Linked DNA regions of Mus musculus: region 2 is linked to region 1. A link is a loop called in an ENCODE intact Hi-C map of the cell type or tissue named here. Cell type or tissue: heart. All regions are shown on one strand. Each heading gives the region's core, and the rest is flanking DNA. Links, peaks and the distances in the headings are about the cores only.

Region 1 (5,373 bases), core at 233-5,232:
GAAGCTGCAGGTAGCTCTTAGAAGGAGTGAACAAGAAGTGGGAACCAAGCTATTTGTATCAGCCGAGGTCATCCTGGGTGAGCGGAAAGGTTCCTGTCCTGGTCTCTGGAATCCATAATAACGAGCATAGAGCAGCTGCTCCTGCCACGGCTTCTTATCCTGAGACAGAGAACAAAGCCGGACAATGCAGAGACAGCTGTGAAATGTCTTTGTTAGTACGTGGATGCTGAGGAGGGCCGTGTGAGGCTTAGTGAGCAAGACTGGTGCTGAACCCACCCTGGGGAAGGAAGATCACCTTCAGTGAGAGGAAAGTAAGCAACAGACCAAACAAGGAGCAAGCATGACCAGAGAACAGGACTGGGCAGACACAATGTAACATAACAGAGGCTAGTACTGACCCCCACCGAGGGCTGGGACAACACTCCCAGGGTGCTGAGTTGTGTTCTCAGCCCCAGAACTCCACCCAAACTGCTCCTCTCTTGGAGTGCTCAGGCTGGTGGGGCATGTGGGCTTGAGTATCTTCACTACGTGAAAGGCAGCCCCCCTGGTTTCTGACACCCCTGAGCGTGGGCTTCAGCGCAATACTCTCTGGGCGGTCACAGCAGCCCACAGGTACAACTCCTCCCTCCTGCCCACCAGGGTCTCAGGGGTTTGCTGCCCACTGATTTATAGACTTCAATCCCCTTTCTGATTTCAGCGAGGCTATTATTTGGGATTTCCACAGAAGAGGGTTTGAGGCAGGCCAGCTCTGAAAAACCCAGAGGTGCTGTATAGTGAATTTCCCTCGTGGGAACAGCAAAGCCTGGTGGCCGCCTGAATAAACATTAGGCTGGAGGTGGCATCACCCCTCTCACCCCCATCAGCCTGCTGGGCTGAGCCAGCTGATGTCCCCAGGGCAGGAGCAGCAGCAGCCCCTTTGTGGCTACCTCCACTCAGACACCTCCCAGGCATGGCTGCTGGCCCTCCCTAAGGCTCTGCCTTCCTCACACCAAGGGCCTTTTGTGGGGCATTTCTTGGAGGTGTGGGGTGTGGCATTTACTCAGTCCGAGTGCTTAGGATCCTACCCTGGCAAATAAGTGAACTGCATGACCTCATTCCTTGAGCTCTTCCCCTCTGGGACAACTGCGACCATGACATTTACGATGTATATAACTTGCCTCACGGAGAGTGCATTGAAGACAGAGAGAAGGATGCCTATCTGGCTTAAGCCAGCATACTACATGGTCCCTGCCAAGGATCCTGGCACCATTAAGTGGAGGGTGGGGAGGGAATTGAAAGAGCAGGCACCCCAGAGGGCTGGAACAGAAGGCTGATCACAATTAAAGATCTGGACGCTTGGCTATGAGTCCCTAGACTAGGCAGAGCTAGGGAACTGGGGAGTGTTCAATGAAGAAGTGCCACGTGCTAGAGAGACATGCAGCTAGGCATGGCAGACTATCAGCTAAGCCCATACGATCAAAGGGGTAAAGGTACCAGTGCTAGCTGTGGCTAGAGGTACAAAGAGCAGAGGAAGAGAGCGTGTGAGCTGGGCAGAGTCCCTAGGCAATGCAGAAACAACACATAGTTGGAACTGGGCTCAGCCTGGGCGTTCCTGAGCACACAGCTCAGTAGCTGGTCAGCAAACACTCTGCTGAGGTGTAGAAGCCAATGCATCCAAGTCCGCACACTGGGGGGGGAGGGCATGGGGAAAGAGTGTCCTTGGGGTGCAAATTCTACCTTGGACTTTCATAGCTATTGGACGAGGGTGGACATGGTAGGTAGAGACAGAAGGTACCATTGATGCCTTGCTTAGGGCAAAACTGTCAGAATCAGAGAGAAAGGTGGCAGAGCTCTGGCATCTCTCTATGGCCTTGCCTTTCTAACCAGAACCAAGAAGAGAATGCGGGGAGAACGGCTCTGGAGTTCCCAGCCAGGCTATGTAACTAAGCAGTCAATGATACCTCTCCAGGCCATCTGGAGGAAGAATGAAGGCATCCACCGCACCCAGGCTTGCTACAGAGAACAGACAAAGGGTTGTGTGTGGCTTAGCGCTTAGGGTGAATCAGGCCTGGAGGTGATGCTGAATAGCCCTTACAGTCATAGAAGCAGATGCTCAGATGTGAAAGTAAAGAAGAACTATGGATGGTATGGCTGAGGCAGGCTGGAAAGAAAGGATCCTGGGATACATAAGATGCTTGGCAGAAGCAGCTGGGCCAAACATGTAAGCCAAATGTTGCTCCCAAGTCATGCAGCAGGCTACCTGGAAGATACGGCTAGGTGCACACCAGGCTCAAATACTGATAATAGCAAGCTTGAAGTGGTCTTGCAACAGTATTGTACACATGTGTTGGGGTGAATGGGGTCTACTGTCTCCTCCCCTTCTAAGCCCTCAGGGTTACAACCCAGAGCAGGTGGTCAGAGACAGCCACCCTAGCTGACAGCTGTCTCCCAGCTCTTACCGAGGGAGCTGGAGTGAGTGGGAAGAGCAGCTGGGAGCAGCTGATGCTCCTGATGGCAGGGCAGAGAGGCTGTAGCCCAGTCCCTCTGACCACAGCTGGTGGAGCAGGCAGACACGGTAAGGGAGCCACCAGCTGCTGCTCCAAATCCTCCCCCAACTAAACAGCTGCTGAGCATCCTGTGTGTGTCAGGTGCTGCTGGGCCAGGACTGGGGAACAAAGAACACAACTACCCAGCTGCCCTCAGGGGATCCCAAACTTGGAAAGGGAGTCAGACCAGATAAGTCCTATATCCCCAGAGATGAGTTTCCATGTTAGTCGGAAGCCTCAGACACCCCCAAACCAAGCCATATGCTCCCTTATGTCCTGGCAGCTATGGGCTGTTCGTAAGCCAACAGATGGAAGGCTGACTCCTATACCTTTAGCCAAGAAGTAAGGCTTGCATTCCACAGTGGCAAATTAGATATGAAGCATATACAACCCCAGGAGAGGTGATTCGTTGGCTTGAACTCATATTAAGATGTAAATTGAATTAAGGAAAGCTGAAATGTATATTGAAAACATCACTGACCCTCGGCCTCTGCAGAGTGTACTCTGCTGGAGACGCGACGGACCTTCCTCTCCAAAGCCACACTTAAGGAAGCCACAAGGGAGAGAAGACTACAGAGAGCCCTTCTGAAGAGGCGGTTTTGATCGGGAGAGTGAGCACTTGGGATGTTTTGATGGATGGGAGCCAAGGTGAGAGGGTCACTTGGAAAGCAACGGTTTCCCCTAACTCACTGCCAGCTTTGCACAGGTGAAAATTACATTTTCCTATACGTTAGTGCAAATACATAGCCCCCGAGTAAGGAATGTTCCTCTGATGTTGCCTTCTGAGCCAGAAACACAGAAGCCAACAGAGCTTCAGATTTGGGGGAGAACGGCATCAATGCCTGAGCAAGGGTATCCTAGGGAGAGGGCTAATTCTGCACCTGGAAAACCTTCCTCAGAGGCAATGGTATCTGGAGAAAATGCTCCCCAATGTCGTGCCCCCCCACCAAATGCTCATCTGTGCACAGGGTCAAAGGAAAAGCCACATACCAGGAGGGGCAGAGCTCAGCAACAGAAATTGTGCTTCGAAAACACGTAGGCACGCATGTATTTGGTTTTCTTTCTTTGCTGTTGTTTGAGATGGTGTCTTAGGTTAGCTAGGCTGGCCTTGAACTCCCTATAGCAATACTTGAATATGTGAATCATCTCGCCACCAGCACCTAGAGGCTGGGATTACAAGTGAGCACAGCTTGCTTGCATCATGTGTCTTACAGGTATGGGCGATGCAACCACACATATAGAAATGTATATACACAATGATAGACAGGCATATTTAAATACTTATACAAAAGCATTTATAGGTGTCCTGCATTTGGAGGGGGGACTCCACAAAGATTTGCATATTTTATGGAAATCTCACCCCATAGAGCCTCCACAAGAGAGCTGGTTCTCTCAACCGTCTCCCCTCCACTATGTCCTCTGCCTGTGAATACATCTGATCCTGGGAGCAGTATGCTGTACTCGATGCCACAGCTCATACTTCAAATCCTGAGCCTTTAAAACCCACTTTCAGGCTTAGGCAGCCTGTAAGTCTCTGTAAGTGTCCTTGGCACACCTGTAGTTCAGGATGAAAAATCTTTTCTTACACTGAGTCAGTGCCACCCAGGTCTGTATGGAATGGGCGGGGTTTCTTGTTGTCTTTGGAAGCTATAGGTTTCCCTCCGGAAATTCCAATTCACATCTCTCCTGGTATATATGTTCTGTGTCTGGCTACCTTTCAAATCCAACTCCCCCATCACTGTCTCTGAATTCCCCTCCCCTCCCCAGCCATTGGCAGAAGCTGGGGCAGCTTGAGCCTTCCATGTTGAAGACGTTTGGCTGTTTCTTCTTGGTGGACTGGTTTCAGAAGCAGGGTGCATGTTTCAGGCCTCCCCAGAGTGACTAGGAAAGGTGTTTGGGGCTCAGATTTTGGAACTTAACAAAACGGTTTCACTCCAGTATATCCCCCTTCCCCAAATAGAAAGCCTGATATTTTCAAGTGCTGGTGAAGGTTCATATCTGTCTGAGGCAGTATAAACTTATACTCACTTGAGAAGACTGTTTGACAACATTCCCTTAAAGTCTGAGACAGCAGTTCTCAACCTTTGGGTCACAACCACTTGGGCTGCATATCAGTCTCGGATATTGGCATTATGATTCATAACAGTAGCAATGAAATATCTTATGGTTGGGGGATCACCACAACCCAAGGAGCTGTATTAAAGGGTCACAGTATTAGGAAGGTTGAGAAGCACTGGTCTAAGCTAACTAATGAGCCATTCACTCCATTACTTGTCCTATGTAATAAAAGCTGCAAGCAAGCATGTGCCAGGTTATATGCACAAGGCTATTCATACACAGCGGTGCTCCTGAGCTATTCTGAATATGAATCTGGAAATAAATCGCATGTGTACCATCACCAAATGGATAGAAAAATTGCATTATATCTATATAGTAAAACAGTACACAGGAATAAAAATGGGTGGATCATAAGACACAAAAGCAACCGTTAAATGTTAAAAATGTGAAGCTGAGTGATAGCAGCTCAGCACATACACGTTCGTGAAGACACACGTGTTCTGTAGGATTCTATATACTCCAAGTTCAAACGTAGATGAAACTATCATAGTAAGGACTCATCCTTAGAGAAGAAACCTATACAGAAAAGCAAGGAGGGGGCTGAGAGGTGGATCCCTGGCTAAGAGCACTGGCAGCTCTTGCAGAGGACAGGGTTTCAGTTCCCAGCAACCACATGGTGGCTCCCAACCATCTGTAACTCTAGTTCAAGGGGACCCGATGCCCTCTTCTGACTTCTCTCGGTAAAACCAGGCAGGCATGCGGTACATATGCATTCATGAAGGCAAACACA
Region 2 (5,373 bases), core at 227-5,226, 45 kb before region 1:
TCTGCCAGACATTGTTCTAAGGCTTTGCAAGCACGAATCATTTAAGCTTCAAAGAAGTGTTAGAAAGGCTGGAGAGAGGGTTCAGCGGTTAAGAGAGCTTCATCTTCCAGAAGATATGGTTTTATACACACACACACACACACACACACACATATACACACACACACACACTAAAACAAAAGGTTTTTAAAAGATATCAGCCTAGTCATAGTTATCATTATCCACACACATCACAGGTGAAGAAACAGAAGGGATTAACTTCTTAGTCATAGGATCCTAGGATCTTATGACTAGTACGCAGTGAAGCCTGTCGTTGACATTAACTCTGATGATTGGAAAGCCACAGCCCTCTTTCTTCATTGGCTTTCACCCTTTGAGGCCATCCATAAAAGATGACAACAGGTGACAAAGCAGAGAGAAAGAAACCAAACCATGCAACATGTGCAGCCAGGGTGTTCAGGAAAGGGGAACTTCACCAAAGGCAAGTGCTGAGGAGGTTGCCATGAGTCACTCATTCCCTCAGAAGCCCCTCAGTGCTGACTGCATGGGGAACAGCTGTTACACTCCCTCCCCTGGACAGCAGCCTTTGTGCTCTCTATCTGTCTGAGTTACGTGGTGGGACATAACATGCAACCCTAGTCCCAGGATGCATGCACTGCCCGCTCTTCAGTATGTGCTTCTACACAGCTTTTCCCTGCCTTAAGAATTTTCCTCACAAAATAAATTCCTGGTGAGAGTCTTAGACTCTGAGATTGGTAAGAGATTACCAACCACACAATATATTGGTCTAGCAGTGCAGGATGTAGCTTACAATAAATGCAAGGCACTGCATTAATAAATGGACCACTTTATGACATGAATTGCTTTGCAAGACTTCTTGAAATCTATGTGCCTTTAAATGGAGAACCTTTTGAGATGAATTTTTAAAAGTGGCATCTGCAGTTGTTTACAGCTCATGATTTTTTAAACAGTGACTCAGTTCCCAGGAAGAACTCAGAGTCTCTTTTATTTCTTAGGTGTCCCGCCTGACTTCTCACGTCTCTGGGGTCATGGCCATTGTCTGGGCACCAGTGGGATTCGTGGACTCTTCCCTCATAGACAGTGGGCTAGAAGAACTGGCCGTGGAATGTAAACTCCTAACCACAGTCTAAGTGATGTAACAGGCTCAAGCATCTAGCGGTAGGTCGTGGGAAACTGCACAGAGGCTGGACAATACTTTTTCTCCTGGCGATGCTTGTACAGTATCTGCTCCTGGTTCCATGTGGTCACCCTCTGTCCCCACAGTAGAAAAGGCAGCCTCTAGAAGTTTCTGGTCAGCCTAAAAGCATAAAACCAAGACACAAGTTGATCCCAGGAGAGAGATGGCGTGTGGAAAGCTCACTGGCCAGGGCCTTACCATAGCCACAGAGTCCCCCCCTCATTTGACTGCTGGTCCCAGGATACAAATGGTGTGTCTACCACATTGCCTCTGGTTTCAAATTGCTGGAATTCCCCACTGCTAAGCAACATTTTTCACATCAGACCAGCACATTGCCCCTTTTGAGTCTGGCAGTCTCTTAGAAGACAAAATCCAACAGCCCTGGTACAACCAGGAGGAGGTTGCCGTGAGTCAGGCCAGGCCTTTTCCATCAAGCCACCAGCTGGGAGGACCTGGAAATTCATCTTAATTTAAACAGCCTGGGCAGGAAGGAGGCTGAAGCATTGAGGCCTTTGTTGTAAATGGTTCTGTGGGTGACCATCCTGGCGAGCACCTCTAGAGGCACATTGCAACCGGCAGGCTAATTCCTCTCCCTGGAGTGATTATCTGGTTCAGGTTAGCAGGACAGAAGCCACCCAGAAAGAGGCTTGAACTCACAGAAATCGGATATTTTTTCCCTTTTCACCACCTCTGAAGTAGATGTTTGTTAAATACTTGTCATTTCTGCGAGGCAGTGATGTTTAGACAGTCAGGAACCCCCTCAGGGTCTCATTCATTGTGTGAGGCCCAGAAATGCTATGGGCAGTGTGCTCTGGACATAGGGTTTGGGGCATGTTAAACCAGAACAGTATTTTGAGTTGCTTTGTTGAGTCTTTACAAAGCCAGAAACATAGATTGTCTTTCCAGAATAGGCGAAAAACTGGCATTCATCACCTGTGTTTGCATGTCACCACATGTCACCACATGTCACCACAGAGCATTCACCGTGCACACTGCTTTTGCCTTTGTCATAGTATCTTATCAAAGCAATAGAAAAGTAACCATGGCAGACCCTGGGGCTGGCTAGGCCCAGTAATCTGTTTAAACAGGTATAGAAGGATTCACACAGGTATCTGACAGCCTTGTATGAAGATGCCTGCCCAAGCCGCTGGAGCTAAGGACCTTGAGACTCTGCCACAGGTAAGTCTTCTGCAGCTTCCTTTTTCTTTTCTTTTCTTTTCTCTTCTTTTCTTTTCTTTTCTTTTCTTTTCTTTTCTTTTCTTTTTTTTTGACTGCTATTTTGAAAGACCACGGGGGTCATCACAAACATTCTCAGTCTCCCATCCTTGGTTGGATGCATGGCCTCCTGCTGTCCCAGCTGGCTGCAGCCTCAGCCAAAGAGACAGGAGTCAGGATTAGATCCTTTCCCAGGTACATATGCTCAGCCAAACCAGCAAGCATCCAGGGCTTGGGGGTCTGACTCCAGAAAGGAAACACACTGACTGCTTGCTCTCCTCCAGACCCATGGCTTCTGAGATGTCCTGTTTGAGATCGCACCCTCTGCTGATGAAGCAGGAAGTCTCCTGGGCTGGTGATCAGCCCTTCCTAAGACACAGGCTGGGAGAGGTCGGGTGTACCTGGAAGGGATCCTGGACCCTCCTCTCTTGTCTTCACAGTTCCCCCACTGGAGTATATCCAGTGGGTTGCAGGCTCTCACTCCCTTCAGCACAACCCTCTTTATACTGGTGGCTCCCAATCTCTGAGATCTATTGGAATCATTGGGAGTGTTTAAAACTGACTGCAGGCTGGTTCCCACCCCCAGACATTCTGACTTAATTGCCATAGGGTGTGATCTAAACATAGGAATGTTACATTTCCTGAGATGATTCTACTGTGTAGACAAGTTCGGAGCCAACGAGTCAGGTCCCTTGAGACCTACATCGGATGGTTATGAAGCAACACAATTCAAGACACTCAGGGTAGAACAGGGTTCCAGCGACACACAGAGAAAGTTGCATTTAAATAGAGTCAAGACCGAGCAAAGATCTAGCAAAGAAAGGAAAGGAGAGAGTAACTGGGGTGGGTGGCTATTGGATTCTCTTGTGGAGATGACGTCAGACATTCCTCTGCGATGTTAGAACGGGAAACACATGAAAATAGCCATGACTGCAAATGGAACGTTCTGGGAAGCAATGGCATGTTCTTGGAAGGAGAGAGAATAGGACTGAGGGAAGAAGAGGGGAGAACAGGGAGGCCTGGGGGAGGGGAGGGGAGAGAGAGAGAGAGAGAGAGAGAGAGAGAGAGAGAGAGAGAGAGAGAGAGAGAGAGAGAGGTGAGAAGATTTGGCTCCCAAGCCTCTGTCCTCAGAGAAACTGCTAGAAATGGTATAAACAGAGGGGGAGAGAGAAGGCTTGGGTTGGTGTGAGGAGTTGGTGAGAAAGGATAGCGGCTGACCCAAGAAGAAGCCTGAAGCAACACAAAGACCAAAAAAGAAGAAGGAGCCACTCCTGAGAAGATGGAAGAATTCAAACGTGGTCGGTGACCAAACACTCCCAGCCTAAGGCGCCTGGAGTTGGAGGGTTTCCAGGGAAGAAGCTTAGCACACAGCTTCTGGTCACATAGGTACTCAAGGGAAAGAATAAGACCCTGCAGTGCCCTCAGTCCCTTTCCTCCTCCTCATGCCCCCAAGAGAGGACCCCATACCCGTAGGTGGGAAGGCCAAATCCCCCCTCTTGGAAGTCTCCTAGGGAGAGAGGGCCTGTGCTTCAGGAGTAGCCTAGGAACGGTGCCAAGGGGCAGACAGGCCAGCTTCAGTCTCAGCTCCCATGTTTGTTTATCGGGGTGCAGAAAAGCAGCTCAACCCTTGAGCCTGGCACCACTCTCATTCTTAGATCACACTCTAGTGACTTTGGGAGAGCCATCCAAATTCTGAGTCAGAGAAAAAAAGAAAAAGAAAAAGAGAGAGAAAGAGAGAGAGAGAGAGAGAGAGAGAGAGAGGGAGAGAGAGAGAGAGAGGAAGGAAGGAAGGAAGGAAGGAAGGAAGGAAGGAAGGAAGGAAGGAAGGAAGGAAGGAAGGAAGGAAGGAAGGAAGGAACCATAAAGATAAAAACCAAGGGAAAGCACACAAGCTCTTAAATTCTTGGAGGAAAGATTTTATAGTGACTATGTATAACATCAAGAGACTCCTCATAATGGGATGGTGACCTTGTAGCCCACCTGCTGTGACAAGCCCCTACAGAATGGAAATGTCAACCATGTCACATGGAAAAAGGCTCTAACTTCCAGCACACCTCAGCACAGACTGGGAAGTCCCAGCTTCACTGGGGAGACTATCCGGGAAGATGCTGGCATATGACACGCATGCACCCCATTCCATTCTGCTCCCTACCATTTGACATTGTTCTCAGGAGGTTCCGAAGAGATGCTCAGGGAAGCACATTGTCTTGTGAGGGGCCCATCATCAAATGTGTCAGGATACTGAAGGATCTACTCGCCAGTGCCACTCCCTTTGGACATGGTAGACCTTTAATGCTATTACTCTGGCCGCATCCTCCCTCTGGCCTGGCCTGGCCTGCCAGCTATGCTTGAATGCTCTGAGGATTCATACTATAACTCTTCGAGCCCAGTAGCCAGGAGCTGCCTTGGTGGCTCCAGTATTTCTAGTCAGCAGTTTCCTGCGGGAGAGAGGTCCAGTTGCTGGCAGCCCTCCCAGCTTTCTGTGCAGCCTCCAATTTATCATGACCACTGGCCTGGGTGTCACAGAGAAACAAAAGGTAGACTGGCTTCCTCAGAGTTCAAAAGGCAGCAAGGCCTGGGGGCCATATGCAGTCACTTGCTCTTTAAGAGACAGGAGAGAAATAAAGGCCCTGGCCCCTTGGAGTCACAGAGGGCGGGATGGTTTGTCCTGCAGGAATGCGATGACCAAAAGGGCATCCCTGTGAAGGCCCTTTCTGTTCTGCAAATGCATCATGGGAGAAAGCGGCCCCTCCATAACAGAAGTGACCATTGTGAGGTGAAGGAGTTTGCATGGGTCTATGGAGGCAAACAGGAATTCCTCTGCCAGTGAGAAGATTTAGAAGGGCAGAGTAACCCAGAGGCCATTTGGAGCCTGGGGGTATCAGGGGCTGTTGAGAGTGTGAGGTGGCCTCCAGCCCGAAGATCCGAAATCAGTCCCTGAGATCCTTACGGTGGAAGGA

Evidence for each region. A loop is a pair of places that touch in the nucleus more often than their neighbours do. Peaks named below come from ENCODE experiments on the same cell type or tissue, not always from the same donor. Only the 100,000 strongest peaks of a DNase experiment are listed, where the experiment ranks them.
Region 2: it touches region 1 in a loop (1.9-fold over the local background); 3 of 42 quality-filtered maps call a loop at or near these places.

Annotation. Positions count from the first base shown.
Region 1 is chr1:170,652,890-170,658,262 of GRCm38, reverse strand. The region is part of intron 3 of Olfml2b (olfactomedin-like 2B); the gene reads right to left. Among named protein-coding and RNA genes, the nearest start is that of Olfml2b, 11 kb to the right of the region's middle. In heart, for the core only: no CTCF peak of the experiment used is centred there; a DNase peak (open chromatin) is centred at 2,562; H3K27ac peaks cover 1,788 bases.
Region 2 is chr1:170,697,608-170,702,980 of GRCm38, reverse strand. No RefSeq gene overlaps it. Among named protein-coding and RNA genes, the nearest start is that of Gm23523, 52 kb to the left of the region's middle. In heart, for the core only: no CTCF peak of the experiment used is centred there; a DNase peak (open chromatin) is centred at 3,250; H3K27ac peaks cover 671 bases.